4 separate regions of the Mus musculus genome follow, and all the other regions are linked to region 1. Evidence: chromatin loops called from intact Hi-C (ENCODE). Cell type or tissue: heart. All regions are shown on one strand. Links, peaks and the distances in the headings refer to the core of each region. The heading gives the core; the rest is flanking DNA. Region 1 holds the start of Zfp62 (zinc finger protein 62). Region 2 holds the start of Rack1 (receptor for activated C kinase 1). Region 3 holds the start of Trim41 (tripartite motif-containing 41). Region 4 holds the start of Irgm1 (immunity-related GTPase family M member 1).

The links. Hi-C counts contacts between places; a loop is a spot of excess contacts. Peaks named below come from ENCODE experiments on the same cell type or tissue, not always from the same donor. Only the 100,000 strongest peaks of a DNase experiment are listed, where the experiment ranks them.
Region 2: it touches region 1 in a loop (6-fold over the local background); 14 of 42 quality-filtered maps call a loop at or near these places.
Region 3: a loop joins it to region 1, with 3 times the contacts of the local background. A loop is called at or near these places in 12 of 42 quality-filtered maps.
Region 4: a loop joins it to region 1, with 3.0 times the contacts of the local background. A loop is called at or near these places in 6 of 42 quality-filtered maps.

What each region holds. Positions count from the first base shown.
Region 1 is chr11:49,200,545-49,208,302 of GRCm38, reverse strand. It overlaps Zfp62 (zinc finger protein 62), which reads right to left and starts at 5,011. Exons shown (of 4, transcript NM_009562.3): 1 at 4,765-5,011. In heart, for the core only: a CTCF peak has its summit at 4,684; DNase peaks (open chromatin) are centred at 4,702 and 5,402; H3K4me3 peaks cover 3,506 bases; H3K27ac peaks cover 2,756 bases.
Region 2 is chr11:48,795,698-48,803,455 of GRCm38, reverse strand. Rack1 (receptor for activated C kinase 1) reads right to left here and starts at 3,096. Exons shown (of 8, transcript NM_008143.3): 1 at 2,884-3,096; 2 at 1,622-1,793; 3 at 1,036-1,183; 4 at 1-52. The coding sequence starts at 2,992. Gm36109 (predicted gene, 36109) reads left to right here and starts at 4,053. Exons shown (of 2, transcript NR_166852.1): 1 at 4,053-4,075. It overlaps Snord96a (small nucleolar RNA, C/D box 96A), which reads right to left and starts at 1,423; the gene lies at 1,347-1,423. LOC115485831 (a small nucleolar RNA gene) reads right to left here and starts at 2,591; the gene lies at 2,524-2,591. It also overlaps Snord95. In heart, for the core only: no CTCF peak of the experiment used is centred there; DNase peaks (open chromatin) are centred at 3,135 and 3,395; H3K4me3 peaks cover 4,064 bases; H3K27ac peaks cover 4,259 bases.
Region 3 is chr11:48,813,925-48,821,682 of GRCm38, reverse strand. Trim41 (tripartite motif-containing 41) reads left to right here and starts at 4,292. Exons shown (of 6, transcript NM_145377.2): 1 at 4,292-5,840. The coding sequence starts at 5,028. n-TVcac7 (a tRNA gene) reads right to left here and starts at 3,141; the gene lies at 3,069-3,141. In heart, for the core only: no CTCF peak of the experiment used is centred there; DNase peaks (open chromatin) are centred at 3,132, 4,232, 4,622, 5,122 and 1 weaker place; H3K4me3 peaks cover 3,086 bases; H3K27ac peaks cover 2,114 bases.
Region 4 is chr11:48,871,177-48,878,934 of GRCm38, reverse strand. It overlaps Irgm1 (immunity-related GTPase family M member 1), which reads left to right and starts at 7,515. Exons shown (of 3, transcript NM_008326.2): 1 at 7,515-7,758. In heart, for the core only: CTCF peaks have their summits at 1,829, 2,030 (motif pointing right) and 4,311 (motif pointing left); a DNase peak (open chromatin) is centred at 6,074; H3K4me3 peaks cover 110 bases; H3K27ac peaks cover 1,056 bases.

The DNA.
Region 1 (7,758 bases), core at 1,605-6,604:
ATTGAAATTTAATTTTTAAATTTAAAAACATACAACAATATATCTATGGTTGATGGACTATGATGTATTAAGTTATCCTCAACTTGGGGGGAAATGCTTATGAACGCAAGAGGACAAAATTAAATAAAATATTAAGAACGGGTGAATATGAATAAAAGTTTCTTTCACTATTTTTAAAATTTATTTTAATGTATATGAATGTTTGCTTATATGTATGTGTGGCTGGTGACTGAAGAAGCCAGGAGTTGGATACCTTAGAAAGGAAGATAAAGACTACTGTGAGCCACCTTTCAGGTGCTGGGAACTGAATCCTGGTCCTCTGAAGAACCAGTGCTCTTAACAGGTGAGCCATCTCTCTATCCCCCTTCTTTTGCTGTTGTTATTCTTAGAATTTTTCTGTACATTTATTATTTTCAAATATAAAGCTTTTAAAATATCAAAAAAAAAAGAAAGAAAAACCATTTAGAACTCCATCCACTCCGCTTCCCTTGTGTATTACCTTCACCATCCTGTTTGTTTAGTGGCTCATCTCCCTTTAAGCCTCATCTACTCAAGTGGATTTCTTTACCTCAGAGCACACTGTACTCACTTTTTCTAGATAAGGTGCTTCCTTCCCAGAGCTGCTGGTGTTCAGATGTGCCTGCTCCCCTCATTTAATCTTTCCTCTTGACTCTGCAGAACTACTCCCCTCTGGACAGACAGCTCTGTCTATATATGACCTCTATCACTCCTAGAAGCTGTCTGTTAGAAATGTATCTTTGGTTCAAAACCTTTTATCCAAATACAGATAGATCCTATTATCCACCCCATTGTTCTGTCTTCTTCTCTCATTTGCATGCAAAGCATCCTTTAAGGCTGATTTTATAGTATAAACATCAACTTCTAGGCCTTGACTCCTGCCCTCTAGAATCTTTCTGCCTTCATTCTTATCCCCATCCAATTCTTCCTCTAAGAGCTGTTAAGAATAAAATGCATACTTGATCATTTTCTCATATAGTTTAACACCTTATTAAAACAAAATTCATGCTTAATTAATTGCCAATATAATATAAAGCAGGTGTTTTCTTAAAATATTTTTGTTTTGTCTTTGAGACAAGTCTCACAATGTTACTGGGGTTGGCCTTGAACTTGAAGTCCCAGACTCAGAGATACCAGGTTTAGCCTGTCAATTATCTGGGATTACAAAAGTGTGATACTGTTCCTGGCAGGAGATAACAAGGCCATGGAGGCACTGTCTTTATGTTACAGTGTATTGATGCCATTATTGTGGGCCTGGGCTCCTCATAAAGAAGTCTTACTAAGGTTCTCTCTGCTTTTCTGTTGTATGCTGCCTTCTACCACGTGAAAACAAAAACAAAGCAAGAAGGTCTGAGGACATGCCAGCACTTTAACCTGGGACATCTCAGGCTCCAGAACTATGAGCAGTACGGTTTTTGTTTGTTGTAAATTACCCAGTTTGCAGGATTTCTCTCCTCCCGACTGCTAGGATTTCAGGTATATGGTGTTACAACTCTAAACTTTTCACATGGGAATCTGAACTCTGATCCTTTTGACAAAAAGCCATGTATTCAAACTCACCATCAATTACTTGACAGACTGAATTATTTTCATTATCCTTAGTCACTTCATTTCCTTGGGGAATGTATGATTGGCTAGTAACTGGCCTCAACTGCATGAACCACAAACACTTTATTTGCCTTCACAATCTAGTCAGAAGCCAAAGTTTCCTTAACTCCTTGTTTAAGTACAGGCTATTTGGCTCTTCCAATAGTTCACTCAATCAAAAACACGGGCATCAGTAGCATAAATGCTGTTAGCTTAGCATATAAGGCAACTGAGAATGTGTAATAAGATATACTGCCATTCTCATGAACATACCATTAAAAGGGTATAAGCTGATGGGCAGTGGTGGCACACATCTTTAATCCCAACACGTGGGAGGCAGAGGCAGGCGGATTTCTGAGTTCCAGGCCAGCTTGGTCTACAAAGTGAGTTCCAGGACAGCCAGGGCTACACAGAGAAACCCTGTCTCGAAAAACAAAAAACAAAATAAAACAAAGGGTATAAGCTATAAGTCCTTCTTAGCTTATTGTAGACAAATGACCCAGTAGTCTGCCTACTTGCTGCTAGATAATATCAAAAAAAAAAAAAAAAAATCAAAGCTAAAATAGGCTGTTATGTAATGGTACTATAGATGTTAGGAGTATATATACTTTTAATGACAACTAAAATAGAGTAAAACAAACGGTGTCAGAAATTTGCTTTAAAATGCTTCAACCAAGAATAAATAAATATATCAGAATCCTGAAACTCTGGGCATACAATTCACTGTACTACCTCTACTTTGCTTAATATATATATATATTATTCATATATATATATATATATATGAATGAAACGTCACTATATAGCACTGGCTGGCCTTGACTCACAGAGCTCCACCTGCCTCTACCTCCTGGGACTAAAGACAGCACTGCTGCCACCACCACTACTAATCAGTTGGAGAACAGACTAAGAAGGGATAAGAGAACCAAGAACTAGAGTTGCAAGATGAAGTTATAGTACAATCAATAAAATGGATGTGGTGGCCATCATGTGTTGTCCCCCATAACACAGAACAAAAAGGTTTTAATTTCTCAAAACTAGATGGGAAATCTCTTGAGCCAGTTTCTGATAGACAGAATGACCTTAACCATCTGTGAAAACATCTGTGGTAACATCAGTGAAAAAGCCAACCATGAGAAAGTCTCTATCCCTCATAAATTACTTAAGACTCACATTTCTGGCAATTTCTGTACTTTTTCACATTCTACTGCTAGGTTCTACAAAAGTGCAAGCAGATATCAAGAACCTTCACTTTACTACCTGTTCTGGACAGCGAGGAGTTAGTTCTCAAAAGCTGAGTCAACTCACAAGAGAGCACTCTTGGTTTAGTGGGAAGTGACGCCTACAGTGGGGCTGCAAGAAGAAACAGGTGTGATATACCTGCAGCTACTTTGAATTTCCAGATTTCAACTGTTTCCCATAAGGGAGTATCCTATATGTCAAGTGTGGTACAGGGCTTCTGTAACTTAAGCTCTTAGGTGCCATATTTGGTGACGAGAGGATGAAAGAGGCAACTCAAGAGCACTCAGTGGAAGAACGTGCGGATGGAGGATGGAGTCTAAGTGATATGCTGAAAAGAGGACGATATGTGCTTTGGTCATTTTTTGCATTTAATTTATGAGAAGCATATGCAAATGGTTAACAAGATTTGTTTCTATTATTTAAAAATTAGGAATAAGGACAGGAGGGATTTTTATAATGAAATATTCTCATAGTAGTGAAAGAGATACTTTTAGATACTCCAGCAATAAGGGAAGCAAGAGAGCATGAAGGGCAGTGGAGAGATTTTTCTGAAGCTAAGGGCCCACTCAGAGATTAGCTTGAAGCAATTAGTGTAGCCCATTTAACTGAATGCAAAACAACAAAAAATACCTTATTAACCTCAGTCCCTCTTAATTTCAAAATCCTTATCCTAATACAGAATCATTCCACATAATACCATTTGGCAAAAAACACTAGAAACAACTCAAAGATTATCAACTGCAGTCTAGAGATTTATCTAAAGCATCCTTTAAAATGGCCAATCTGCTACATGTTTGTAAAACAAACAACCCACCCGTTTCCGTATGAGTTCTGTAAAACAGATTCAGTAAAAGAAACAGAGAAGCAGGACTTATTATGCTACCACCTGTCTGAATAAAAGAGGAACGACTTATATATTTGCTAGTATTTAAATGAAGAAGTCCTTAAAGTCTACTCAACATCTTAACAAAAGTGTTTACCTTTTAAGGTAGGGCCCAGAACAACCTTTGAGAACAGTAAAAGAAAATCTTGTTTTCATATTTTGCATTAAATTTTTGTTTTTTAAAAATCTTTGTATTTTAATGCCTTGGACACGTGAGCATTACGTATTCAAACACACACACACACACACACACACACACACACCCCAGACAAAAGCGCACACACACACACACACACACACACACACCCCAGACAGACAAAAGCTTCAGGCGTACACAAACGGTCTTGGCCATCTAGACTAACCATCTTAAGATAACACACTAGCCGCGGCTCTCTCCACCTGACCTTTCTTTCTTTCACACCGCTGCCCCAGGACTTCCCCAAGCGATCACTTGGGTTCAAGTGCCTTCGCTGGCTTTTCCCTAGGCCAACACTTTCTCAGTTTGCGGTGGGGTGGGGGTGGGGTAGGGCAGATGGCGGCCTCCGGTTGCACCCACTGCTCTACAGATGAGTTTCTCCTAGGAGAGGGCCAGGAAGTGGAGAACGGTCTGCTTCCAGAGCCGCAAGTGTCTCTCAACACCTCTCCCCCACCAAAATGACGGGAAGAGGTGACCGAATCAGGTCATCTCCAAGTCTCAGAAACAAACTTAACCGCAATCAGGGCAAATTTTTAGGCGCTAATAATCGGGATTCTCCTCTTTCTAAGCCCGAAACGGCCATGACAGTCAAGGAACACCGGGGCGGACTCTGGCCCTTCCTCGGCCCAGGGCCTGCTCCGATGGCAGCCTGCCCGCGCGCCGGGCCCGAACCAGGGCTCTTCCTTCCCCTTCACTCCTAGAGGACGCTCCCCAGGGCGTGTGGAAAGTCACGCTCTCCCTCCCCCACTAGGACCCGCCCGGGACCGGAGGGCAGAGAAGGGAAGGGCGTGGCGGGCCGGGGAGAGGCGGGAGCGTCGGCAGCCCGGGACTCACGTACTGGCTGTGGCGGCACCGCGGGAGCCCGGCCGCCGGCGGGACAAAAGCGCGGACTGCCTGGCCGGAAAGACCCGAGCCGCAGGGGCACTTCCGAGGCCGCTCTGGGAAGCTGGAGGACTGACTCGATGGTCGGGCTCTGATCGCGCACGTGACCCGCAGTTTGTGGGTGCTCTGCTGGCCTCCTAATCCCGGCTGGTCTGCCCGGAGAGGAAGGGGGTTCTAGTTGTCTTGGACTTTTATTGCAATTCCGGGGTGCATTGGGGGCGGGTATAATCAAGTGGTGTGGTAAAATAGATACTTCACTTCCTGCTTGTGAAGCTGAGCTCATAGTTAACAAGCGAGGCTGGGGAGAGTCTTAGGAGGGAGGGCTGGGCTCCTGGGAGAAAGCGGAATATGGGGGTCCCATACCCCTTATTTCTAAAAGACCCTCCTCTCCCAAAGCCAAGACCCTCAACAAAGCTCAAATTTCCAGGAAGCCTGCTATTCGGAGACTGCAGAAGAAAAGTAACTGTCTCTCTCCCGGATACCAGCAGCTTCGTGTTTGTTTTCCAATGAGGACAAGCGACAGAGGTGAATATTTACTTACCAAAGCAGACCTGGCTCCATGTTGGGAACAGCATCTGTCCCAACCAGGCATACCCTGATCTCAACTTCCCAGCCCAGGGGCTGAGCTGCCCTTTCCCCCAGAGGTTCCTCCCTATATAATCTAGAAGTTTTGGTCACTCTTGCTTGCTCTTTTTCTCTTCCTTTATCTGAGTGCACCCCCCCCCCCCCCATGGGGACTTTCCTGGCCTCAGTCCTCGGAGCTAGTGAACTCGCCCACAGGAGAGCAGCTTCTCCGTAAACCTGCCTTTAATCTAATCTAACTTGAATTGGCTCCTTTCCGTGGTGGCAGAGAAATAACCTATCACAGCTACCTTCCCCGTTCTGCCTCTAACAAAATCCCCCTCACCCTCCCCCACCCGTAACTACAAAACTCCAGTTTAAAGCCTGTAATCTGCACCAGTCTACTCCTGTTTTTTATATCTTTGTAGGCAAGCCCTAACTCACCTTAATGACTTGGAAATGTAGAAGGAATGGCAATTTGAGTGTAGTAGTATCTCGACTGCATTTGGGCACTAAGGTCTATGCATCTCTAAGGTGGTCAGGGCAAGTGGAAAGTCTGCGGTAATGTCCAGCAGAGTAGGAAAACAGTGAAGCCCAAGATGGAGCAGGGTCCTAGGTCCTTGTCAGGCCAGCAAGCAGCAAGTTATGGAGAAGAACATGGACAAGTTAGGGGTTGTTGGGGGATTCTTCTACAACCCAAACAGTAGCTGAGACACAGCTACAAGTGCTTCAAATGTGACCAGTGCCACTGAAGACCAAGTGTCTAATTACATTTCATTGAAATAGCCACATGAGTGCTAGGATCCCACTTACTGGATAGCACAACTCTGGGAAGAGCTTTGGGCACTTCTTTGAGGCCTCTAGAAGAGTCCATAGTCTAAATTAAAGGCTATCACATTAGGCTGGCCTGCTCACATTCCAAGATTTTGGATTTTTGTTTGTTTGTTTTTCCTTTTAGATAATTAAGTATAAAAATAATTATATCTGGATTGGGACACTTTTATTTAGTAAAGGATAGCAAAGGATCATAAAGCCTAAATAAATCATCTTGATTAGGTAACGTTTATTGTGGACAATGTTTTTATTTTCCACCATGGTTTTTGTTATTCAGGCAATTTTTTTTTTGGCCTTGTATTCACACACACACACACACACACACACACACACACACAGAGAGAGAGAGAGAGAGAGAGAGAGAGACATAGACACAGACAGACACATAGACACAGACACACACACACACAAACACAGACATTCACGTGGACACACAAACACACAGAGACACACACAGAGTCCTTTTTTTAGCACTTGTCCTTTGGAACAGCTACCAAGACTGTCTACCTGTTGTATAGCTACTATGTACATTTGGTGGCTAATAAACACATGCAATATGGCTAGTATGAACTAAGATATATTATAAATGTAAAATTGGCACTGGATATCCAAGCTAAGAAAAAAAAAGAATAAAAACAGAATAGTTACCTAGTGATAACCACCATTTATATAAGATCCCACACACTTTTTTTTTTTTTGAACAAATTCTTACTCTGTAATTCTGGCTGGCCTCAAACTCACTATGTAGATCAAGCTGGCCTTGAATTTACAGAGATCTGCCTGTCTGTATGCTACCACACACAGACTTCCTTCCTTTTTCTACCACCAGTTGAATGGATTTTTTCTTTTTTAGAGTGTTGCAATCATGCTACCTATGCACTTTTTAGTGATTTAAAATATAGTGTTATTCATTATGATTTCTCATAATGCTGTTTTCTGTGTTGTTCTGTTGAATTAGAATCTCATTAGCCATTCTCCTCTTGTTCATGTATGAAGTGCTTCCTAATTAAGTGTATAAAAACTAAATTAGGTCTATAATAAACAATACTGTACAACAGTTTTTCTGTATGCATCTTGGACAAAGAGAGGACATTTTTACAAGTCCTAAAATAAGGACAGTAAGGACTGGGGCACTAGAGAGTGTGGCAGGGGAAACAGTGAAAGCAATGAGAGAGCCAGAAGATAACTACCTACCAGTTACTATCATTACTTCCTGTTGCAGCTGGATAAGAAAAAAAAAAACATAGAATATAAACACTGCAAAGCAAGCATATAATTATCCTACTTTCAGATAACAAGATTTTATTTTTATTGAGCTCAAGGGAATTAACTTGGAAAACCAGAATAAACAATGAGACAACACTGTAAAGTATGTGTTTTCAGAATTAACAGAGAAAGCAATAGTTTCCTTATGCATAAACTATAATTCTAATAAATGAAGCAAAAGTACATTTATAATAGGAACCAGCAGAAAATGAAATAGGAGCTAACAATACACCTGCACGACCTATATGAAGAAACTTTGCAGTGTTCCCGGGAACGCAGAAGTGCAACT
Region 2 (7,758 bases), core at 1,200-6,199, 400 kb after region 1:
TGCTGTTCGGGGAGAAGCGGACACAAGACACCCATTCTGAATGACTCTCATCCTACAGAAGATGCAGGGGAAGGTTAAGGGGAAGCAGTCTTTCTCCCAGATTACAGATCTCTACCACACTTCCCTAGGTGGGACAACAGCAGTCTTCCACTCAGTTGGCAAAGCCACCTGAGGTCAAGCCCGCTGACATTTGAATCCTAAGATGACCCCCAGAGCTCACCCACTACTCATAGAGTACAGGACCAGGCACAGCTCAGAAACAGCCTCTGGATTTCAGCAAAGCAACTCAGATGGCATGTTGTGGTCATCACTGTTGGGCCTGGCTTGTAGCCCCTTAAATACACATCTCTAGGAGGTAGGTGAGAGACTTAAGATCATTTAACCCTTAGGGCAGTTTTAGTAGATATCTGGGTATCTGCGTATGTGCCAAGACCCTGCCCAATTTATGCCCTGGTTTGGGTTTCCATGGCCCAACCTAATATGGAATGAAAGGGGGAAGTACCACCTCTAGCTAGCCTTTTAACCCCAGCAGTTTAAAAGCACACCCATCTCAGCCAGATCTACACAGAAACCCCTTCTCAAACAAATAAAAAATTCTGGGGCTGGTGAGATGGCTCAGCTGTTAAGAGCGCTGACTACTCTTTCCAGAGGTCCTGAGTTCAAATCCCAGCAACTACATGGTGGCTCACAACCATCCTTTAACAAAATCTGATGCCCTCTTCTGGAGTGTCTGAAGACAGCTACAGCGTACTTAAATAAAATTCCAACGCCTGTAAGTCCCATGCCAGTCACAAGCCAGCATGCTTAGCTTAAAAATAACAAAAAACAACCCCAGACAGTCACAGGACTAACAACACACAATGAAAAGCTAAAGAGGCAGTCGGTGGCACACAGCTTCACCCCAACACCTAGGAGTCAGATCACTCCAGGCCACCAGGACTACCTAGTGAGGAACCCACCTCAGAAACAACCCAAGTCCCCAGGGGGCGGGAGGTAGCCCTGAACATGCTGTCCCTACCACCCTTATCCCTTTACCTGGACCGTGTACTTGCAGACACCCAGAGTATTCCATAACTTTATGGTCTTGTCTCGGGACCCAGAGACAATCTGCCGGTTGTCAGAGGAGAAGGCCACGCTCAACACATCCTTGGTGTGGCCGACAAATCGCCTTGTGGTGGTGCCCCTAAGAAGGAGAACCTGGTCACTTTCTAGACAGGTTTTGTCCATCCAGCTAGAGCCTTTTCCTAGCTTCATCCTTGCCCCGTAGGCTCTATTACCCCACACAGTCCACACGTGGCTTAGAACCTACTACTAGCCTATGTCATGTCTGACATGTATCAGAGAACCCATTCAGAATTGCAGGACATGTCCTCATTCCCTTGTGGGGGATTGGTTGACAATGTCGTCTTGTCATCACTAGGATCCTCTATTACATCTGCCAAATGCCCATCTAAGACAACGTACAAGATGAGACACTTCATAGGTACCCAGTTTAAAACAACACCCCCAAATGTTGCTTTACCCTCTACAAAAGGACCAATTACCAAGGGGAGACTGCACCCCGGCGAATCTACCTCAGTTCTGCCCACTTTCCCCCCAAGATTCCAAAGCAGCTACTTGCGTTGTGAGATCCCAGAGGCGCAGCGTTCCGTCCCAGGAGCCCGAGAGGGCAAACTGACCATCAGAGGAGATAACAACATCACTAACGAAGTGGGAGTGACCTCTCAGAGCACGCTGTGGTATGCCATAGTTGGTCTCATCTCTGGTCAGCTTCCACATGATGATGGTCTTGTCTAAAAGGGTTGGTAAAGGTTGGTATAAGCCTACTTACTGTGCACCATTTACAGTCTTAAAGTCACTGGGGCCAGTAAACGGGACAGAGAAACTTCAAGTTATAAATAAAAGAGGCTTACTACTCTACAATATCAAGAGCTGTAGATCTCAGCTGTAATGTGAGACTATGGGCACCACACTTCCTGGGATTGAGACTTAAGTTCCACATTCAAAATGTATTTTATTTAAAGTGGCTCCCTACATACATATGTGTGCTACCTGTGTCTATGGTGTTCAGAAGTGCGTGTCAGGTCTCCTGGAACTAGTTTCAGATGACTGCAAGCTACCATGCAGGGTCTGGGAAACTAACCCTAACCTTAGTCATCGTCCGGGCCCGAGACTAATTAACAGCAGAAGCACCACTTGGGTGTATGTAGGCTGAGCAGAGACAGCCTTTCCCGCCTGAGAGTTACTGAAATAAATGCAGCCGTTATTGTAGCATCAGACACAATCCTAGCCACGAACCAACTTACACAGAAACGGACAATAATAAGCCTAGTATTAGGTAGGAGAGAAAATGAGCATAATTTTGGGGTGGGTAGGGAGGAAATACACATGAAGATACATCATTAAAGAAAAAAAATCATTAGTTACAAGAAAACCTAGGGCGGGACAATCAAGTCCGGAAATGTGGGGAACAAGGCATCTACAAAGTTTACCCACTGTCTATAGTTTAGGGCCAGGCGACAACAGCTCAGAAACAGCCTCTGGATTTCAGCAAAGCCACTCAGATGGCATGTTGGGGTCATCATTGCTCCGCCCGTCTTGTAGCCCCGTAAAACTACTTAAACACATCTCCAGGAAGCAAGCGAGAGATTTAAAATCGCCAACTTTGGGAGGTGGGGTGTGAGTACAGTTGCGCGACGTGTCTCGGTTTCCGTTCATGTGTAAAGGGTCGTCCCGGTTGGGGCCCAAGTTGGGGTATGCACGCCCCAACTAACAACTGGGTTGGGGAATGAACCGAGCCAACACGCGCGCCACTTGCTTAACCACGAGACTCTCATGCAGTCCCCAGGACACCGGGTGATTTACCCGGCATGCAGCCCGTACCTCGAGACGCAGACAGGATCATGTCCGGGAACTGCGGTGTGGTGGCGATCTGTGTTACCCATCCATTGTGGCCCTTAAGGGTCCCGCGAAGGGTCATCTGCTCGGTCATGGCTGCAGTTGATGCGAGGGTCGCCGCAGCGACAAGGATGGCACCGGATAGCTCAGAGAGCCAAGCACCACAGCGGCTGCCACCACGACCCTGTGGAGAAAAAGAAAGAGCGGCCTCCGCCGGAACCGGAAATACTCGGAGAGCAAGGCGGGGATTCCCATGATTCACTGCTGCTCAAAGATAGCTGCACTGAGAAGTGGGAGGAACTGGGAGAGTAGGTCTCAAGTATCGTCGTTTCTTCTGCCACGCAACCTAGTTTGGCAGCGCTGTACAAATGCATTCTGAAGCCAGATGCGCCAGGGTTTTAGAAAGGCTTCTCGGGAGATTAAAGCATGCCGTGGAAGCAGAAGTGGGGCTGAGGGCACACAAGCAAACTACAGTGGCCTCTCCGCCCTTACGTGGCAGAGACGCGGCTCCGCCCTTTCCGCTTCTGTTCAGTTCCTTGGTTGGAGACCCCGGCTCCAACTTTGACTTACGGAAGTACAATTAAAGTCGCAATTAGAGGCGTGTGCCAGCAAATCTGGCCTGTTTGTTTGTTTTATGGCAAAATTTCATGTAGCGAAGGCTAGTCTTAAACTGGTTGTGTTGCCAAGGATGGTTTTGAACTACCGACCTGCTTCTGTCTCCCAAGTACTGGAATTATAAACCGAGCCGCCGCCCGGCGAGGCTATAAAGGAGGAAGTGCTGGGTTCAGATTTCTGGGGATTCTGTTGGAAGCCCTTTCTGTGCCTCTGATCATTCCCCAGAAAAGCCTGCTGGTCTGTCTTGTGCTGCCCTGAAAGAAGTGTTCCCGGACGGGGAAGCAGAGGAACACGGATAGCCTGGCAACCCGATGACCTCAACACGTGTTCAAATTTTGTAGTGTTTCCAAATGTCACAGATCTGGCCTTAAAAAGTTTTAACTGTATGTTTTAAAGTATTTGTGTGTGAGTGCGCTTGTGATTGCCACAGAGCACTGGCTGAAGTCAGGAATTTTCTCTCCTGCCATGTGTGTTTGGCTACAGCCGATTTGTTCAGCTTCACTTTTTTTTTTTTTTTTTTTTTTTTTTTTTTTTTTTTAAGGAGCACACACAGGTCAGGAAGGTAAGCAACCACTAATGTCTATGTGAACTAAAGGATACATTTAATTATTTATTTTAGTGCTATGGGTTGAACTCCCACATGCTAGGAAGAGTGCCTTACAGAGTTAAATCCACCCAACTCCCAGCCTTGTTTAGTTTTTGTTCGTTTTTTTGTTTGTTTTTTGTTTTTCGAGACAGGGTTTCTCTGTGTAGTCCTGGCTGTCCTGAAACTCACTCTGTAGACCAGGCTGGCCTCGATGATGGAATTCATCACCACATTCAACCTTGTTTCGTTTTGATTCAGGATGTGCATAGCTCAAATTGGCCTTAAATTTATGATCTCCCTTCCTCAGCCTGCCAAGTAACTAAGATTATAGCCCTAAAACACCAAGCCCTAGGTATAAGTATTTGTTTTTCTTTCTTTTTTTTTCTTTTTTTTGGTTTTGTTTTGTTTTGGAGACAGTGTTTCTCTTTGTATCCCTGGCTCTCTGTAGACCATGCTGGCTTGTTTTTTTCTATTCGTAAATTGCATGGAATTTAACTTCTCCTCCTCCTCTTCTTATGTGTTTTGTTTTTCCAGACAATGTGTAGCCTTAGCTGCTCTGGAACTTGCCCTCTAGACCAGGATGGCCCTGAAGTCCGAGTTCACCTGCCTCTGTCTCCCAAGCGCTGGGACTAAAGACATGCACCACCATCATCCAGCTGAGTTTAGTTTCTTATCTGTGATAAGAGATTGAAATTAGTACTTATAAAATATGGTAGTGCGGAGAATAAAGGAATATAGGAGACTAAGCATGGTGTCAGAGGTTTGGGATCCGAGTGTTCAGGAGGCAGAAGTAGGAAGATCACTGATGTCACGGCTGACCTAGTCTATTTAGTAAATTCCAGGCAAGCCAGCTTAGGTCACAGATAAGAACCGAAGGAAGAAAGAAGCCGGATGGCCATTTTGTTTTGTTTGTAGTTTACGTCTTATCATGGTGGGGTAAGACAGTGAGGTTAAGTTTGGAGGGAAGCCATAGGCAGATGTGAAAGCACAATATCTTGTGGGTATCTGGGGAATAGTTCCATTGCAAAGGCTTTTGGCTGGGATCCGTAGGCCGAGCAGTGAGAGTTGCCAGAGTTTGCTGGGATTAGGGGACCTTAGCAAGGTGCACTGGAAGGCATTTGGAAAGGAAGGTATATGTTAGGTGAATGTTGTGTGAAGTTGCAGCCCCCTGTGGTTGCTCAGAGATGTAAAAACCAGGGTCTCTCAATTAAGACCACTTGCTCTGCCGGCCTGTTGCAGACTCACCCGTTGTAGTCTCGGTGGAATATGCAGGGTACTACCCTGGATGTGTTCTTTCACAACCAGAGGGATGCCTTCTTAGCACCCCAAGGTTTTACATCATCTGTCTCTTTGGTAGACCCAACTGGCTGTCTTTCATTTTTCCAAGCCTTAAGCCATTCTTGTGTTTCTCTGGTGGTTCTGGAAGTCACCTGTCCTTTCTTACCCTAAAGCTAGTTTGCTGCTCTAACTAAAATTAAGTGGGTCACGCTAGCACTTGGCTATCTCTGTACTACGCTATGCTACATAGAGAGGTGAGCCACTACACCCACATACCAGCTTCCTTAGTGAAAACTGACTTTCCATTTGAAAAAAAGATGCCATTCTTTTTTCTTCCGGTCTGGGGGATTGAATCTAGGGTTTCTATCTTGCTAGATAAGCTCGCTGCCAGGGAGCTACATCCTAAGACGCCTTTCTTCCTTTCTTTCTTGCTCCCCCCCCCACCAACCCCCCACCCCTGTTTTCCTTACCTCCCTCTTTTGCTTTATTTCTTCCCTGAGACAGGGTTTCACTGTGCAGCTCCCTGGCTGACCTTTACCTTCCTAGTATTTAGATTATCGCCATGCTCCACCAAGCCCTGCTATCTGCTATTTTTCGTAATCTCTGCCTCGGGTGTCCCAAGGAAACAGCACATTTCTGAGATAGCACCAGAAGTCTGAGTTTAAAATGAACCCTTCCCAGACCTCCTGGGATGCCTGAGATGGGACTGCTGTAGATCCTTCTCCCAGGTGTAGGTTGATGGCGGTGTGTGTGTGTGTGTGTGTGTGTGTGTGTGTGTGTGTGTGTGTGTGTGTGGTGGGGGGCGGTGGCAGGCAGCCTGGCCCACATAGACCCTGTTTTCCACAGAGTCCCTGCTTATGACTTAGGTTATTCTGCCTCTTCCCGCTCAGGAGCCACCCTCCTTCCTAGGCCTGCAAGACGGGGCTGAAGTTTGAGACTGAAGCTGCCTTCATCTTTCCATAATCTTCCAGCTCCCGTCCCTTGCTTTCAGATGTGATTCTGGCAGCATCTCATTCCAGGGGGCCCTACAGGGAGAGTCTGGGGGTTGTTTTGGAACCCATATTGGCCAAGATGGTGATGCCAACTATGGGACATGGAGAAAAGGGGTGTGAGAAAAAGTGGGTGACCAGATTCTTAGTCTTCCTTCAGTTCCTTCACAGAAACTAAAGAATATATGTGCAGGCCATTATGGCCGCTGGAGGACAACGGAGCCTAGTGGGTCGATCGTTTTGTAATGTTGCTGACTTCTTGAGGTGAAGCTTGCCTCAAAAAACGAAACCTCTCAAAAAGAAACCTGTCTCAAAACAAATCAAAACAAAAAGCCCACAAAAAACCAAAACCAAACAAACCAAGATAATGGCCCAAACCTTCCTCCTGGCTATGCAGATTCCTGGCGACTGGTTTCATTTGGTCCCTATGTGGTCACACCCATCATTTTCTTCCACACAGGCTTTTTACAGATCATTTTTCTGCCTAGAAAGCCCTCTATATCCTACCATCCTCATAGACAAACCTAAATTTCCTTGGCTCTCACCTGAGGTTGCCGGAAGTGCTTGGTGACCTACAGATCAAGGTCAGGTTCCTTAGGCCCTCTAATGGCCATGCGTGAAGTCACAGGTCCCAAGCCCAAAGCACACTTACTGGACTCTTAAGGGCTTCCTTCATCAATGTCCTGGGGATGGGCATGCTCTGTTTCTGCCCACATTTTGTATTCTCAGTACCATGTTGAGGGCTTGGCCTGTAGAGGATTCTAATCTTCATGGTCGCCCTCACAGACTTAACTACTAAATGGCAAAATAATAATAATAATAATAATAATAATAATTCCCAGATAGAGTGGTCAGCATGGTGCAGAGTCTTGGCTTTGAGAACTTTGAGACAGAGAAGCCCTAGATAGGCAAGGATCACTAGTGAGGAAAGTGTGGCTAAAGAGTCAGACTGAATTTTGTCCTGAAGCCTCAGCTGATTCTAGAGAGAGGCTTGGGATCTTTTGATTCTTTATAAAATCTAAACAATGAAACTCTTGGCCTATAGTAGCTAACCCTCTTCTCTTTTTTTTCTTCCTCCTCCTCCCTCTTCCTCCTCCTCCCTCTCCCTCCTCCTCCCTCTTCCTCCTCCTCTTCTTCCCTCCTCCTCCTTCCTCTTTCTCCTCCTTCCTCTTCCTCCTCCTCCTCCTCCTCCCCCTCTTCTTGCCTTTCCTGAGTGCTGGGATTAAAGTCATGGCTGCCACTGCCCAGCAGCAGGTGCCTTTCATTACTTATGTTTTCTAGACCTTGATTTTGTATCTGCTTTGCCTGTCACGGTCCTTATTTTCTCAGCTGGACATGATATAACAGCTCTAACGTTTAAAAAAATATTGAGGGGATCCTGCTGCCTCCATT
Region 3 (7,758 bases), core at 1,727-6,726, 390 kb after region 1:
TAATGCACTGTTTTGGTTTTTTGTTTGTTTTGCTTTTTCGAGACAGGGTTTCTCTGTATAGCCCTGGCTGTCCTGGAACTCACTTTGTAGACCAGGCTGGCCTCGAACTCAGAAATCCGCCTGCCTCTGCCTCCCGTGTGCTGGCATTAAAGGCATGCGCCACCACGCCCGGCAATGCGCCGTTCTTTAGGACATATCCTCCCAAAACACCAAATAGCATGCTGGGGAAGCCAAAATCAAATATAAATAATACCGAACCCCATTACAAATGGACAGCACAAGCCGGGCAGTTTCAGGAACCCTTTCCCCAGCAACCATCACCTGCCTACGCACCCTCAGGCTGGAGCAGCCAGCAACCATCACCTGCCTACGCACCCTCAGGCTGGAGCATCTCAGCCCTTCTTTGAACAAGAGGGAATGTTAGGGCTTCCTGAGCCCTCCCTTAATGACGGAAGTGTTAACGGGCCCAATATCAGGCTACCCAGCATTCAAGAGGGCAATGGCCATATCATAGTATGCATACATACATAAATATACATACATATATACATACATACATACATACATACATACATGTGTGTGTTTTTCTTTTGTGGTGCTAGGGATTGAACTTGGGGTCTCATACATAGTGCCAAGCATTCTGCCAACATACCAACCTTTAAGTCATCTCTCACTAAATTGCCCAGGCAGGACTTAAAGTTGCCTATTTCCACCTCTGTCTCCCTAAGTCGCTCTGAGCTCCCATGGATAGCTAGGAAATTTGTAGTTGTTGGGGCAGGGTGGTGTACTCAAACACTTCTTCACAACCCAAAAGGAAAAACTGAAACCAAACCAAACCAAAACTGTTTTTAGGTGTGGTGTAGCTCAGCCCCTTAGCACACACCTTTAATCCCAAAAACAAAGGAGGAAGTTTTACTGGGAGAGTTTTACAGAGACAGGTTGAAGAGAGAACAAGCTAGACACAGGTAAAGACAGAATGAGCCAGAGGACGAGAAGGAGCCAGAAGGTTAGAAAAGATTGCTAGAGTTAGTTTAGGCCAAGCAGGGCAATTCAGAGGCCAAGAAAAAAGCCAGACTGACTCAGTCAGCTGTGAGAGGAGTTTGAACCAGAACAGCTGAGTTGAATCAGCCAGTCAGAGATGAGCAAGAACAAGAAAGGGTGATTTCCTGTCAGGCAAGTCTGACAATCAGCCAGTAAGCCTCAGAAACTGAAAACATTCCAGGCCTAGATTAGATTGTATGGAGGCTGGAAGCTTCCAGGACTAGGCCTAGCTTAGCAGGCAGAGGCAGCAAGCCTAGGAAACAATTATGACAGGAGAATAAATGTTATTTTTACAAGTCTGTCTTTGCTGAGATGTTGCCCTACACATTGCAATCTCCACTTTGCCACCGCACATAAGGAAATCTAGAAGTATTCTTTTGTTTTGAAAAGCTCTAACGTGAATATCTTCAACTCCAGGAAGTTCTCCATTAATGTCAAGTGAGATAAGCCCACAGTCTGTTCCTTAGTCTTGTAGATACGACCCCAGTTTTACTTATTGGTTGTCTAGGTCTTCCCTACAGACAAACCAGGCCACTACAAATCTGACAATGACATCAAGTTACTGATTACACGTACTAGACAAAGGATAACATCAACCTTCAAAAATGTGTCAAAGGTGCAGCTGGGTTCAGGAATGGATGTATTACCCAATAGGGTGACCATAACAAGAATTAGTCAGAACTTGTAAAACAGGCAGATTTCCTCACATGGTCCTAAGAACACACATTCCTGAAAGGTTGCTATGACTATGGTCTTACTTTGTGTATGGATAGAAATAAGCTGCTGTAAATGTAACTTGTATTCACCTGATGTCATTGTCATCTCCGAGGCTTACTGCCTCCTTCTGCTAACCTAGGCCTATTTCTGGAAGCTTCTAGCCTGTTTTCTAGGCCTAGAATGTTTTCAGCCTCTGAGACGTACTGCTGACTAAGCTCACCCTTCCCAGCTCTTTCTGATCTCAGGAGGGCTGGTTCAACTCAGCTGTTCTGGCCCAAACTCCTCTCCAAGCTGACCGATTCAATCTGACTTCTCTCAGCTTCTCCTGAATTGCTCTGCCTGGCCTCAAATTAACTCTAGCAATCTGTTCTAGTCTTCTGTCTCCTTCTCCTTCTCTGGTTCATTGTGTCTAGCATGTTCTCATGTCATTCTGTTTCTCGCCCCTCATGTAGCCTCTCTTCTCTCTTCTCATGAGTGCTGGGCAGACCCTGTTCTGTCAAATCTTTCTGATTCTTCACTTTATCTGTCACCCAATTAGACATCACTTTCAGACATGGCTGCTTCCTTCTACCCTCTAACTTTACCTCCCTCCGTTGTCTGGGATTAAAGATGTGTGCTAAGGGTGTGTCTATATTCCATCCAGAGGGATTAAAGGTGTATGTTGGGACTGAGCCACACCACAACTAGAAAAAGTTTTCTTTCTTTCTTTTTTCCTTCAGTAAACAACACAATCTCTGGATTCACAGTGTGAGCAGATATCCTGCAACACATAATTTAAAAAAGAAAAAAGAAAGAAATATGAGCTAGAGTTGAGGTTCTCATCACACGGAACAGCTTTCCTGACTAGAACTGCAAGTCCAAACCTAACTGATGGTTTGGAAGCTCACAGAGATAGGCCTTCAGGCTCTTGGGGTCCTAGGCTCATTAGCCATAGGCTGGCCACCAGCACAGCTAGTCCTGATATCTGGGCATATCTAATAGGTGGTGAACTGGCTAATGATGATCAGCCTCCTGGAATTTGCCAAATGGTACCCATTTCTTACTTATCTTCCAGCTTTCCAAATTAGTGGTCTTTGTCCATCTTTGTAATAGTGAAGACAGCATAGCACTCACTATCTTGCTTTGGTCACAAAAGTGCTTCAAATCGTTGTCCTTTCTAAAGGACGTTCATCCCATGTAGTTTTAAGAACCCATTGCTTGTGATTAAGAGCCTCGTGCTTTACCAGTTTTAATTATTACAGTATTATGAAAATGTCACTGACGTCCAAAAGTGCCCTTGTCTTGGAGAGGTAAAAACGCAGTCTAAAAGTTGTTTCCGCCCGGTTTCGAACCGGGGACCTTTCGCGTGTGAGGCGAACGTGATAACCACTACACTACGGAAACTACACATTCTAGGAGGCAACTGGGAAGTACTTAAAGCTACAACTGGACAGACTTACGTTCACTTCTTAAAACCAGACTTGCTCCATGGTTTGTTCAGTTGGAGGTGCTCTGAGTCACGGTACCCAACTAAATCTGGGCTGCGCTCAGAGGATATGGTGCGTCAGTTATTTATGACCCACAAACAAAACAAGCAAAAAACCAAAACCAAACAACCGCACGAGAAATGCTTTGGATCTACAGGGATAGAATTCTCTCATAAACAATTTCCATTTCGGATGAAAAGACATGAAAGGTATGCACGGCCCACATAAAGTACTAAAGTTTGAGTAAACCCATAGCACTTGAAAAATATGTTTATTTAATGAGAACACACAGACTTGTCTCAAAACCCAAAGGACTATGTTTTCGGAAAAGTGTCTTTACTGGCCGGCCAGCCTTCCTAGAGAAATTCTGTTTTCTTCTATAGACGAGAATATGGTAGAGTAGCTAGCCCTTAACCTCTTTACCAGATACTAGAAACCGTTCTGACCGTTTTACATGACGACATCCTCACAAAATCCTGTGAGGCAACAACTCTGATTTGTTTTATATGATTTACGTTATATTACTATATACTTTATATAGCCATTCAGAGTACCGAATACACTTAACGTTGCTTGCCCTCCTATATATACTCCAGTGTTCAGCCACCTTCACTTTTTAAACTTAATTCATTCCAAAGATTCTCTGTCATATAGTTGAACACTGTTGCATTTAATATGGATGTGGATATTAATAATAAATGATGGGACAAGTGACCGGTTGGCAGGATTTGGTTTTGTTTTGCTGGCTTGCTTTGACTGGTTGGTGGTTGTTTTCTGGGACAGGGTCTCACTTTGTAGTCCAGGTTTGATAAACATGGAACTTGCCACAGTTCCGCGGCCTCTGCCTCTACAGTGCTGGGCTTGCAGGAGCGCTGTGGTCCGCCAGCAAAGTGGCAGTTCCTAAAGCCGGCGAGAAAACGCCCAGTCCAGCGGGAGGGCGGAGCCTTTCGCTCCAGTCCCAGCCGGTTTCGTCAGGCTCCGCCCAGAATCCCGCTCGGAGGGACCCCCGGACTCGCAAACGAACGAACAAGTTTCGGGTCTAGAGGGGCCGGAAATATGAGGACGCTGAGCGGGCCCGCCCCTCAGCTTCCGGCACTGGTCCTGGGAGTCCCTTCTGCAATCGTCCGTGCCTGGTCGGTAGGATGGCGCTAGGCCGCTGCGGTTGGAGCACGGAGAACAGGGCGCTGCTCAACGTCCTCGCCACCCTCCGCTGTCCGTTCCCGCTGGCAGGGCATGGGGGCGCCTTCCGCTCCGTACGCGTTCTTCGCGGCCAGTCATCACCGAGACGTGGGCCTCCGCCGTCCTAGCCCTCCCGTCCTGTTCCCGAGTGTCAGCTAGAGCGTCTCCTTCTCGTTTCCGGTCGCTCTGCAGCCTGGGGCGGGGCGTGGGAGAAGGGGGCGGTGCCTCGCCGGGAACTCGTGAGTTCAGGTAGTGCGGAGACGCCGGAAGCGTTGGGAGGGAGGCCGGAAGCCGGGGGGCGGGGCCAGGAAGTGAGGAGGGGCGGGGGTTTATGAGCAGGCCAGGGGAGCGTTGGGGCAGATTTGCACTCAGGTCCACCTGAGCGGCTTGTCGGTGGGGCTCCCCTCTGTCCCCTCCCCTCTGTGAGACACGGTGGTCGTCTGGGGGTAGGGGACTGTGCGTGGCGGGGTGGGCTGGTCGGAGGACATTCCTTTGGCCTTGCCGCAGGCAAGGTGCGGAGAGGTTGGGCTCGGGGTGGGGACGGGGCTTCGGGAAAGGGAGACCCCCCCGCCCCACCCCCCGCTCCCCCCACCGCACTTCTACCCTGGCTGACTGGACACTAAGATGGCTGCCGTTGCCATGACACCCAACCCTGTGCAGACCCTTCAGGAGGAGGCGGTGTGTGCCATCTGCCTCGATTACTTCACGGACCCGGTGTCCATCGGCTGCGGGCACAACTTCTGCCGAGTGTGTGTAACCCAGTTGTGGGGCGGGGAGGATGAGGAAGACAGAGATGAGTTGGATCGGGAGGAGGAGGAGGAGGAGGTCGGAGAGGAGGAAGAAGTGGAGGCTGTCGGGGCTGGCGGGGGCTGGGACACCCCTATGCGGGAAGAAGATTATGAGGGTGACATGGAGGAGGAGGCCGAGGAGGAAGAGGAAGTGTTCTGGAGTAGTGGTATAGGTGGGTCTAACTGGGACAACATGGACTATGTGTGGGAGGAGGAGGAGGAGGAGGAGGAGGAAGAACTGGACTATTACTTGGGGGATGTGGCGGACCTGAGAGGGGAAGATGAGGACGAGGAGGAGGAAGTGCTGGAGGAAGACGAGGAAGAGGAGCTAGACCCGATCACCCAACTGCCGCCACCTCCAGCCCCTCGGAGATGCTTCACTTGTCCCCAGTGTCGAAAAAGTTTTCCTCGGCGGAGCTTCCGCCCCAACCTGCAGTTGGCCAACATGGTCCAGGTGATCCGTCAGATGCACCCAACTCCTGGGCGAGGGAGCCGTGTGAATGAACAAGGCATCTGTCCGAGACATCAAGAAGCCCTGAAGCTGTTCTGTGAGGTGGATGAAGAAGCCATCTGTGTGGTGTGCCGCGAATCCAGGAGCCACAAACAGCATAGTGTGGTGCCATTGGAGGAGGTAGTGCAGGAGTACAAGGTGAGTAACACAGGGGCGGCAGAGTGGAGTCAGGATGGGGAGGAGAGAACGGGGACTGGGGATGGACGTGATGCCGGTTCTCCCAGCAGGACCTTGCCATTGGAAAAATGGTTCTCCCCGTCCAAGCACTGACTTCAAGGTGGGTAAATGAGAAGGATCCTCTAACTGGCTCTGTGGCTTAGAGACAGGCAGTGCTTCACTCCAGTCCTATTTTCTTCTGGGTGAATCTTAAGTCTTATCCATGACAGAGCTACTTCAGATGGGAAGGAATGGAGACCTAAAAGAACAAATGAAGGGTCTGAAACCGGAGCATAGAAATAACTAGTGTCAGGTTCCAAACACTTGTCTCTCAGCGGGTCCCACACTTATCCTAGGCTATGAGCTTCGTTGCTTTCTCTCTGCACCCAGTCTCATGTATTTACCAGAAAAGAGAGAGGCTCTTAGGGCAAGACGTCTTGCTCAAGTTTCAGAGTGTCTTTGAACTTTCATTACCACAGGCATATGGCCACCTTTTATAGATTATCGTTTATAATTCAGAGTCACTGTGAGTTTGATGTTTGCTATTCTCATTTTATTGATTGGGAAGCAGGTTTATGTTCTGAACTTGGAGGTTTATATGTTGTGCAGCTTTAGAGATAGACTTTGATGTGACCATCCTCCTCTTGGGGCCTACATCCTACTTGGATATTTTAGTTTGACCTTTCTGACCTGACTGTTCTTGGAATGTAATTTCGTTTGGTTAACTGTCTGGCTCTTTATTTCCCTGATTCTTTGGACATATGTGAAGGACGTTTATCTATGAAACAGCCAGCACAGATAGAACTATCTTCAGATTTGAGTCAGGAACTAGGAGGAGAGTGGAGCCTCTGTTTGCTGGCCCAGATCTTTGTTGTTTGTGATTCAGTCAGTGACTTCATTTAGGTGATCATCATCACCTCAGCTTAGAGACTAAGGCTTCACAGCTCATTGTCCGTTACTAGAGTAGGTTTTTAAAACTACAGTGGGCCTTATTGCAGAAGTCCAGAATCAGTGAGAGGATCTGTAGAAAACCTAAGATGGGCATGGTACAGCAAGCCCCTCAACTGAACGCTTGGGAAAGTGGAAGCAGGAATATCAGTTCAAGGGCATCCTTGACTACATAGCAAGATAGAGGCCAGACTCAGTTCCTGAATTACACGAGACTCACTCAAAAAAAAAAAAAAGTTATTTGCCTGTTTATAGTCTTTGAGACATGGTCTCTCTCTAGCCCTTGCTGTCCCAAAACACCCTATGTAGACCAAGCAAGTCTCAAACTCAAAGCCTTTGCAGGTGTGAGTGTAAACCCCATGCAAAGGTTAACAGACAACTTTGGGAATTGATTCTTCCTTCCACGTTGTGGGTTGAACGATGGAGCTTATCTTCAGAGCTGAACTATCTTCCCAGCTCAGAGAACTTGTACTAAAGGAAAAAAGGGGGAAAGGGAGGGCAGGAGTGATAGCATGGGCTTTAATCATAGAACTCTGGAGGCAGAAGCTGGCAGGTTTCTGAGTTTGAGGTCAGCCTGAGCTAAACAGCAAATTCTATGTCAGCGTGGCTGCATAGTGAAATCCTGCCTAAAATACAGCAAGACCCTGTAATAATCTATTTAGATTCATGTTTGTAATTTCCTGTCAACTTAGACAAATATTAAGTGGTAAATTTAAGCTTTGTAAATTCTGAATTGATGGAGTAGAAATGACTGATTCTACTAGTGGAGAAATAGCAATAATATCAAAAGGCATAATTTTGTATATATTGTTTTATGGAATGACTGATTTATTACTCCAGTAATACTTTCCACAACCAGTTGTGTAACAATTGCCTTTTGTACTCAGGGTCAGTTATCTTTTTAGTTCATGGGTCATTATCAGGATGTCACTGGCAGCTTACAATGTAGTTA
Region 4 (7,758 bases), core at 1,483-6,482, 330 kb after region 1:
CTTCTGATTGTCTTCTGTACCAACTATCCTGCAATTTTTTCTGCTTAACCTCATCCAACACAGTAATAAGGGGCAACACATCTTCCTTTTATCTCCCTATCCATGCTTTCTGGGTCTTCTGATAGGGCTCATGTTTGAGGAGAAGGGAAGTAGAATGTGCTACACAGATCTAAGGGAATCTCTACTGTAACACCCTTCTTTTCTTTACAGAGCTACTCAGTGTCAGAACCATCCACAGACAATATCTTGGTTACTGTGAAAGTGTTAAGAACTCATGAGCCCCTCCATCTACACCACCCATAGACTAGGAATCTCAGGATGGGACTGAAATATGGTGTTGTCTGTTTGACGTTCCGCTTTGACTCAGCTTGAGTATTTTATCTGCATTGAGAAGTCAACTCCACAGGCAGACATAAAGTCAGTCTTTTGAGCATTGTGGTAACACAGTGGAAGCTTTTCAAATTCCCTTTTTACCAACTTCCCAACACATGCCTTGTGTGCCACTGACATTGTTGATCATGAGGAAGCATATCAAATCTTTCTGGATTAAAAAAAAATCAATACACTAGTTTTAGCTCATTCTTTCCTCCTGCTGGACAAATGGGGTCTAAAACCAAGAATTTGGTCTATACTAGCGTCTATGTTCACAAAAAGCCACCAAATTTTTAAATTCATAACTACCAGGCTGGTTCCCATAGCACTAAGTTCCTTTGATGGGGACTCTGTCAAGATCAGCAAGGCATGACTACATGGAACGACACACAGGAAATGCTCCAGGGAATATTAGTCACTATATTACATAAGCTACTAATTTTATTTGGTGAAATATAAAGGGACTTTTGAAAGATTTATTTATTGTTTTTATTTATGTATATGTATGTATACATCATATACATGCAAGTGTCTGAGGATTCCAGGGGGCTTTGAGTTCCCCAGACCTGGAGTTACAGGGAGCTATAACCCACTTGATACAGGTGCTAGGAACTAAACGCTGGTTATCTGGAATAGCAGCAAGTGCTCTTAACCATTGAGCCATTTCTCCAGCCCATAAATAGCCTAAGTTATCCATCTGGAATAGAATATCTTTAATGCAACTCAATGGAACATGGAAGAATAGGCCAGAGTGCATGGTTGAGTGGTGAATTCTTTTTCCCAGGTGTGTTCATTTGGATCTTTCCTGTGTGAAATGGATTTCTTGTTGTTGCTATGGCTCATAAGACTATAAGGTATGCTGCTCACAGAATCGAGTCACTTCCACATCCTAGAACACACATCCCCTTCCACCGTCATGCAACCCCAGTTATCAGTATGCGGGCCTCCCTGCCTCCTTCCCCTAAAATCGTCTGTTGTGCCTTAGTATGTGGAGCTCTTGAAAGGTCTCCCCACTCTTATCTCCTACCTTGAGCTCTAAGAGCTTCAAGGAGGGGGTATGCATGGGTAAATAGGTGGAGCAAACTCATAGACATATGCGCTGTTAAATGCATGGCAGTCTGGTATTGCTAAAAATACTATAGGCTACAAGCCTTAGGTTTTCTTCTTAGTTGGGCGAAATTGGTTTAGTTAATTCTCTCTCTTACTGAATTTAGTATCTATGTTGGGCCCACATTCCATGAAGGATGTCTCAGGAAGGTCAAACTGCATAGGGTGTCCACTTTCCAACCTGTGTCATCTGAGATAATTCTCCAGAGTCTGTAGCATATTGATGTTGACCTTGTTGGTGCTCAGATATGTTGTGTGCCCATTAGTCATTGGAGATAGGCACAAGTGTGTAAGATCTTGGTTATGGATCACAGATAAAAATCTAACATTCGGGCTGGAGAGATGGCTCAGCAGTTAAGAGGAACCATATGGTGACTTACAACCATCTGTAATGGGGATCCGATGCCCTCTTCTGGTGTGTCTGAAGACAGTGACAGTGTACTCACCTACATTAAATAAATAAATAAATAAATAAATAAATAAATAAACCTTTAAAAATAACATTCAAACCCACAAACTCTACTGTTCCTATTCTCTTGTAGAAAACACTAGATGGGGTGCTGAACAATTGACAGTCAACAGGTGGCACTGTATTGGCTTTAAACAGAAATTGCTCAGACACACAGATTTAATTGGAAATGGTGAGTTTGATCATAGATTACACCCAGAGGGAAGCAAACATGATGACTTGTTAAAAGAATGTGAACAGAGTGAAAAATAAATTTCAACCTAGTTTGTACCACATTGACTACCATGTTAAATAAAATAAAATCATTTTACCTTTTTTTCTAATAAGAGAGAAGTGCTCATTAAAATTTTGACCAGTAAGGGCTAGATAGATGGCTCTGCAGTTAAGAACAAGTGCTGCTCTTCCAGAGGACACAAGTTCAGTACCTAACACATCAGACAGCTCACACCTGCCTGTAACTCCAGCTCTGGGAGAATCCATCACCCTCTTCTGGCCTCTGCATACTGTATTCTCATTTATGTACAGGGAGGAATGATATGAAACACTGCCTTCTGAACATGGCATAGCTTTTGTAACTAAGAACCCACAGCAGTCATAGCTACCTGCACGAGATGTGCACCAGACTGGGAGCTTCGACATCCCATCAGAGATGGGGAGGCTTACAAGGTCCCAGTCCTCATCCCAGGTCCCTTACAAGGTCCCGGTCCTCCTCAGGAGCTGCAGCAGTGTCATAGTTGCTGGAGGAGGAGAAGTCATGTCCTCGGGGGTGTAACCCCTGGTATGCTGTTCTTGCTCAAACAAGCAGCTTCCACCTATGCAAACAGCCTTTTTAAAAATGGAGTGAACCACAAATAAAAACCATGAAAGTAGAAGGGGGACTTACATAAAAGAAGGAGTTTACTGGGAAAGGAAAGGGGATAAGAAAGGAAAATGGGGGAATATGATTACAATACATTGTGTGTGTGTGTGTGTGTGTGTGTGTGTGTGTGTGTGTGTGTGTGTACGTACACATGTGTGTGTATGCATGAATATGAATAAATGTGTATATATGTATGTGAAATAATAAATCAACTTAAAATATTTTTTGGATTGGAATTGGAGAATAAAGTGGAGAAGAAGAGGGAAGAGAGAAACAAGGAAGGAATACTGGGAGAGACAATCAAAACCAAGGGTCATTTGAGGGGTAGTATGGAAACCTAGTCCAGTAGATGCTTCCTAAAATACACACACACACACACACACACACACACACACACACACACATGAAGGTGATCTAAATGAAATAGCCATATAATGGGGGAGGCAGAACCCTAACTAGATCTCTCACGTCACCAAATGAAGCCTCCAGTACCAGGAACAGATTCTCTTTCAGGGCTGGAGAGATGGCTCAGTGGTTAAGAGCACTGACTGCTCCTCCAGAGGTCCTGAGTTCAAATCCCAGCAACCACATGGTGGCTCACAACCATCTGTAATGGGGTCCCAGGCCCTCTTTTGGTCTGAAGACAGCTACAGTGTACTAATACATAAAATAAATAAATCTTTTTTAAAAGGGAATAGATTGTTTTCAATCAAAGAGTGACCATTTTTGAGTGACCAGATTGTATTTGGTCACCATAATTAGTTCAGAAGTCCTGACTTGATAAGAGAAAATGACAAAGCCATGGTAAAACTTGTGCTGGTTACAATACCTGAAAGAAACAACTTAAGGAAGAAAGAATTATTTTTGACTCATGGTTTGAAAAGGCTAGAGTTGGTTCAGTCCTTGGCCACTTGGCTCGTGCTTTTAGGGAGAGCTTCGTGGATTTGGGGGCATGTGGTTTAGGAGACTGTTCAGCTCATGGCTGACAAGAGACAGAGAGAGGTAGAGACACAGAGACAGAAAGAGACAGAGAACAGCTTAAGATGGTGTACCTTCACTTCAGGACGGAGGCTTATAAAACCCAAGAACCTAAGGAAACTTCAAGAACCTTGAGCTCAAAGGCTCAGACTCACAACTCCCTTCCCCACGCTTAGACAAGCAGTAAACCCTTGCTGGGAGAGAGGAGCCATCCTTCTGGAGTGCCTGCTGCAACCAGTGCAGGAGCTTCCAAGGATGCTGTGTTCCTGAGTCCTGGTGAGGTTGGGGTGGGCTTATCAGTGAGGTCACTGCCCTCAATCACCCAAGCTTCTACAAAGAACCCCAAACTGTTTATTGGTTGACTAAGGCAGACTTGGAGGAAATGTCTTTGCTCTATCTGGGGTGAAGAGATGACTCTCCAGAAAAGACACACGACTGAAGCCTTCTCTATCACCATCTCTATCTACGCAGCTCTAGTAGTGCGAGAGGAAATGGAAAAGGGAACCAGGGTGACACCTAGCGGCTGCTTAGGAAAGAGTTTTTTTTCCACATGTATTCTTTTGTCAAATTTTTTGAGACTTCCATACATGAGTCTCCATTCACACCATTTCCTTACCTGCCTTTCTCCCTCCAATCTCTCCCACATCCTCCACTTCTGCTCAAATTCCTCTTCTTCTTTAATTTGTATTGTTACACACACACACCCTCAAAACCCTGTGAGTCCATTTAGTGCTCCTTGTAGGAGTAAGTGTTTAGGGTTGATCATTTTCACTTGAGACTACATAATAACCCATAATCCATCAGGAGTCTCATCCCTAGAGAAGATTAATGCTCCTTGAGAGAGAAATGTTTTTAATCTGAAATATGTGAGCCAGGGCAGAGTGAGTCCAATATTAGAAAACCAAAATATTACATGAGAAAATATCCCACTTTCTATGCCTTCAGAGAAAGGAGAGGCAATTAGTCTGCATATGCAAAATAATCTGTGAAGATGTGCACACTCATGCACACGCATGCACACACATGCACACACACGTGATTTTTAAAAGAAGATAAAGAAAGACTGCTTCACCTCAATCGAATTATGCCATGAAGTACTGAGAGAAACCACCTCCTCCGAGTGAGGTCAGAGTGCTGAGATACCTCATATATTTTGCAGCAAAGACTTCCCATGTCCAGGATCCAATAGCAGGCCACAGCCTGGAGAGGGCAGCTGCAGAAAGGATAAAATCCTTGCCGAGCCCCAACTGTCAGCTACTTGGTTTCCTTGTACGAGTCAAAGTGCAATTCCAGATACTGAAGAACTGAGGTGTGTCTCTGTGACAGCTGGAGGAGATAAGTCGCCTCTGTGGGTGCTTTGTGAGAGGAGGAGGAGGAGAGGAGCCGTATGAAGCCCTATCTCTGTCCCTGTGGGAGCAGGAGACCAGGAAAGCCCTTTCAGTCAGAGTCCTCTGTGCTGCAGCCGACAAGCCTTTCCTGTGTGAGTTGGAGTCACAGATAGGAACAAGGCCCATGAGAAGCCAAGTGCTGCGCTTGAAGCTAAGACACCTACACTACCCCTGACAGAAATACTGGGGCTCTTTTTTTCAGTCACAAAGAAAGTAGCAGATGATTTCATTATCCTAGCACAGTAGTGAGTACAAGACTCTGTAGGCTCGGTGACCTCAAGTGTGTGTGTGTGTGTGTGTGTGTGTGTGTGTGTGTGTAGATTTATGAGTGTCTGTATGTACATGTATATGCCTTATTATGCAGGATAGGTGTGAGATCGTGATTGACAGGTCACCAGCTATGTCCAAGACCTTGGTTCCCAAGAGTGAATCTCCATGAATCTTTCTGTAAGGAGTAACTAACATGGTGTGGCGATTAATGAACTGTACCAGGGTCTCCCTGCTGAACAACAGGGTGAAAAGGCAAGTCCCCACACTTCGGTGTCAGAGAAAAGTAAACAGAGAAATGCCTATACTGTGCTTTTGTAACTGTTGACTCTTCCTTTCCTTTCTACAGTGAATGAATGATTAACCAGAGTAAGAACCTGGTACTAAGACAGGATCTTGATTAACTCAGCCTTTGCTCGTCTTGATAGTTCATGCTTTTAGCTCCAGCACTCAGGAAGCAGATGCAGGTAAACTCCGTAAGTTCAAGGCCAGCCTGGTCTACACAGAGAGTAGGTTAGGGAAGCCAAAGATTCTCGGCCAGTGACATTTTTAAGGACAGACCGCCTGTGTTCTGATTATTGACTGTGTACACACAGCATCCTGCCCTGAGGAATCTTTACCTGACACCCAGTTATAACAAACCCTGCTGTGCCCAGCCTCAGTTCCTCCGCAGGAGCAAGAGCCTGAGAGAACTAACTCTGAGCTCAAGGGAGACCCTGGCCCTGGGGAAACACAAAGTGCTGAGTTGAAATGCTGGCTCACTGAGACAGAAGGTTCCAGAAACTCTCTTCCTGGCCTTCCTGTACTGTGCTCAGACCTGTTCCTGTTTGTTCTTATAGAAATCACATAAAGAAAGCAGGACATACAGATTGTCCAGTCTCTCAAAGACAGACATTGAAACTAGCCTGCTTTCTCCTCAGGCTTTGAGGAGAAGCTGAGGGCTTAGAGGAATCAAACAAGGACAGATCCTGGCTATCACTCAAGGCCTCCAGTTCATTAAACAACAGCTCACACTTGTTCCTCTTCTCAGCAACTCAGTCTTTTCCGGTAAGGAGAAAGAGAAAGCCACCAGCGCCGGTAGAGGATCACATTACTGGTCACTTGGAGGGGTGACAAAGGGCTCCTTGTGACCAGAGGATCACATTGCCCAAACCTCTGGGCAATACTGAGCCTGTAATGGGCAGAAGTAGAGTTTGGAACACTGGTTAGTGCCTGTGTGAGGAGCCGCCTCATTCCTCCTGGCCCAATCTGTCTCCCTCTCGCAGTGACTATGGAACAGGCTCAGCTCTGCCCCTCTTTGCTGTGCAGTAAGAACTCACCGGTAGGTACAGAAGAGCAGCAGAGAGAATAACAGCCGCCCGACACTCTGAAAGCTACTTGGCTCCTCTTCGCTGCCCCCTCTGTCACTGTGACCGTGGCCGGTTGCTTTAAAAAAAAAAAATTCTGTTTTTCTTCATGAAAACGTTACACAGGGGTCAGTGCTTCTATGCCATGGTCAAAGCGTCCAGCCCCTGCGTTTACTCTCTAATAATCTACCTCCTAGATCTGAGGAAAATGAAGTATGTCCCCTCTCAGCTCATACCCTCTTCCCTCTCAAACACTAACGAGGACAAGAACCCGATTCTCGACTCCCTGGTGCTCTGACATTCTCCTTTATATAGAGAGGTGTGATTAATCAAGTGAGCCGGCAAACGGGGTAAACGATCATACAGAACAAGGTCTCAGTGCAGCCTCCAAGCTCGGGGTGGCCTGAGGTTGCTGGGTCTGGAGGTTAGCATTGCCCAGGGCCAGCATCTCCACAGGTGGTATCCACGGAAAGAAGTAGCAGGTTCAGACACTGGAAGGTCTGACGCGGGGCTGGCTGTTAAAGTCCCTAAACAGACACAACTCCAACCCCAACGCCCCCACCCTCCACTTCCACCACCACCTCCAATCCCTCATCCCGACCCCTGTTGACGGTGAGTCAGCACAGCAGGGTTCTGCTCCTCTTTGAAGACTACTATGCAGCCCGCCCAGCCTAATCCTGAAAACTAGCCTGTTTCAAGAAATAGAAACCGAAACTGATTCTCAATTCGAGTCCGTCCCCCCCCCGCTCCCCCGCTGGGCCCAGGCAGGCATATCTCCGGTCTAGAAAGTGCAGGACAAAAAGCAAGGTCTGCTCGAAGACCAGAAGCTGAAAGAAAATCCACGCGATCAGACCTCCTCTTGGTTCGTCTCCTCTCAGAAGGACTCCAGACCTCTGCATCTCATCTCTCAACATCCGGGTCTATATTCCAGTTTTGGATCTCTACATAGGGAACTTCTGCCGGAGGACAGCA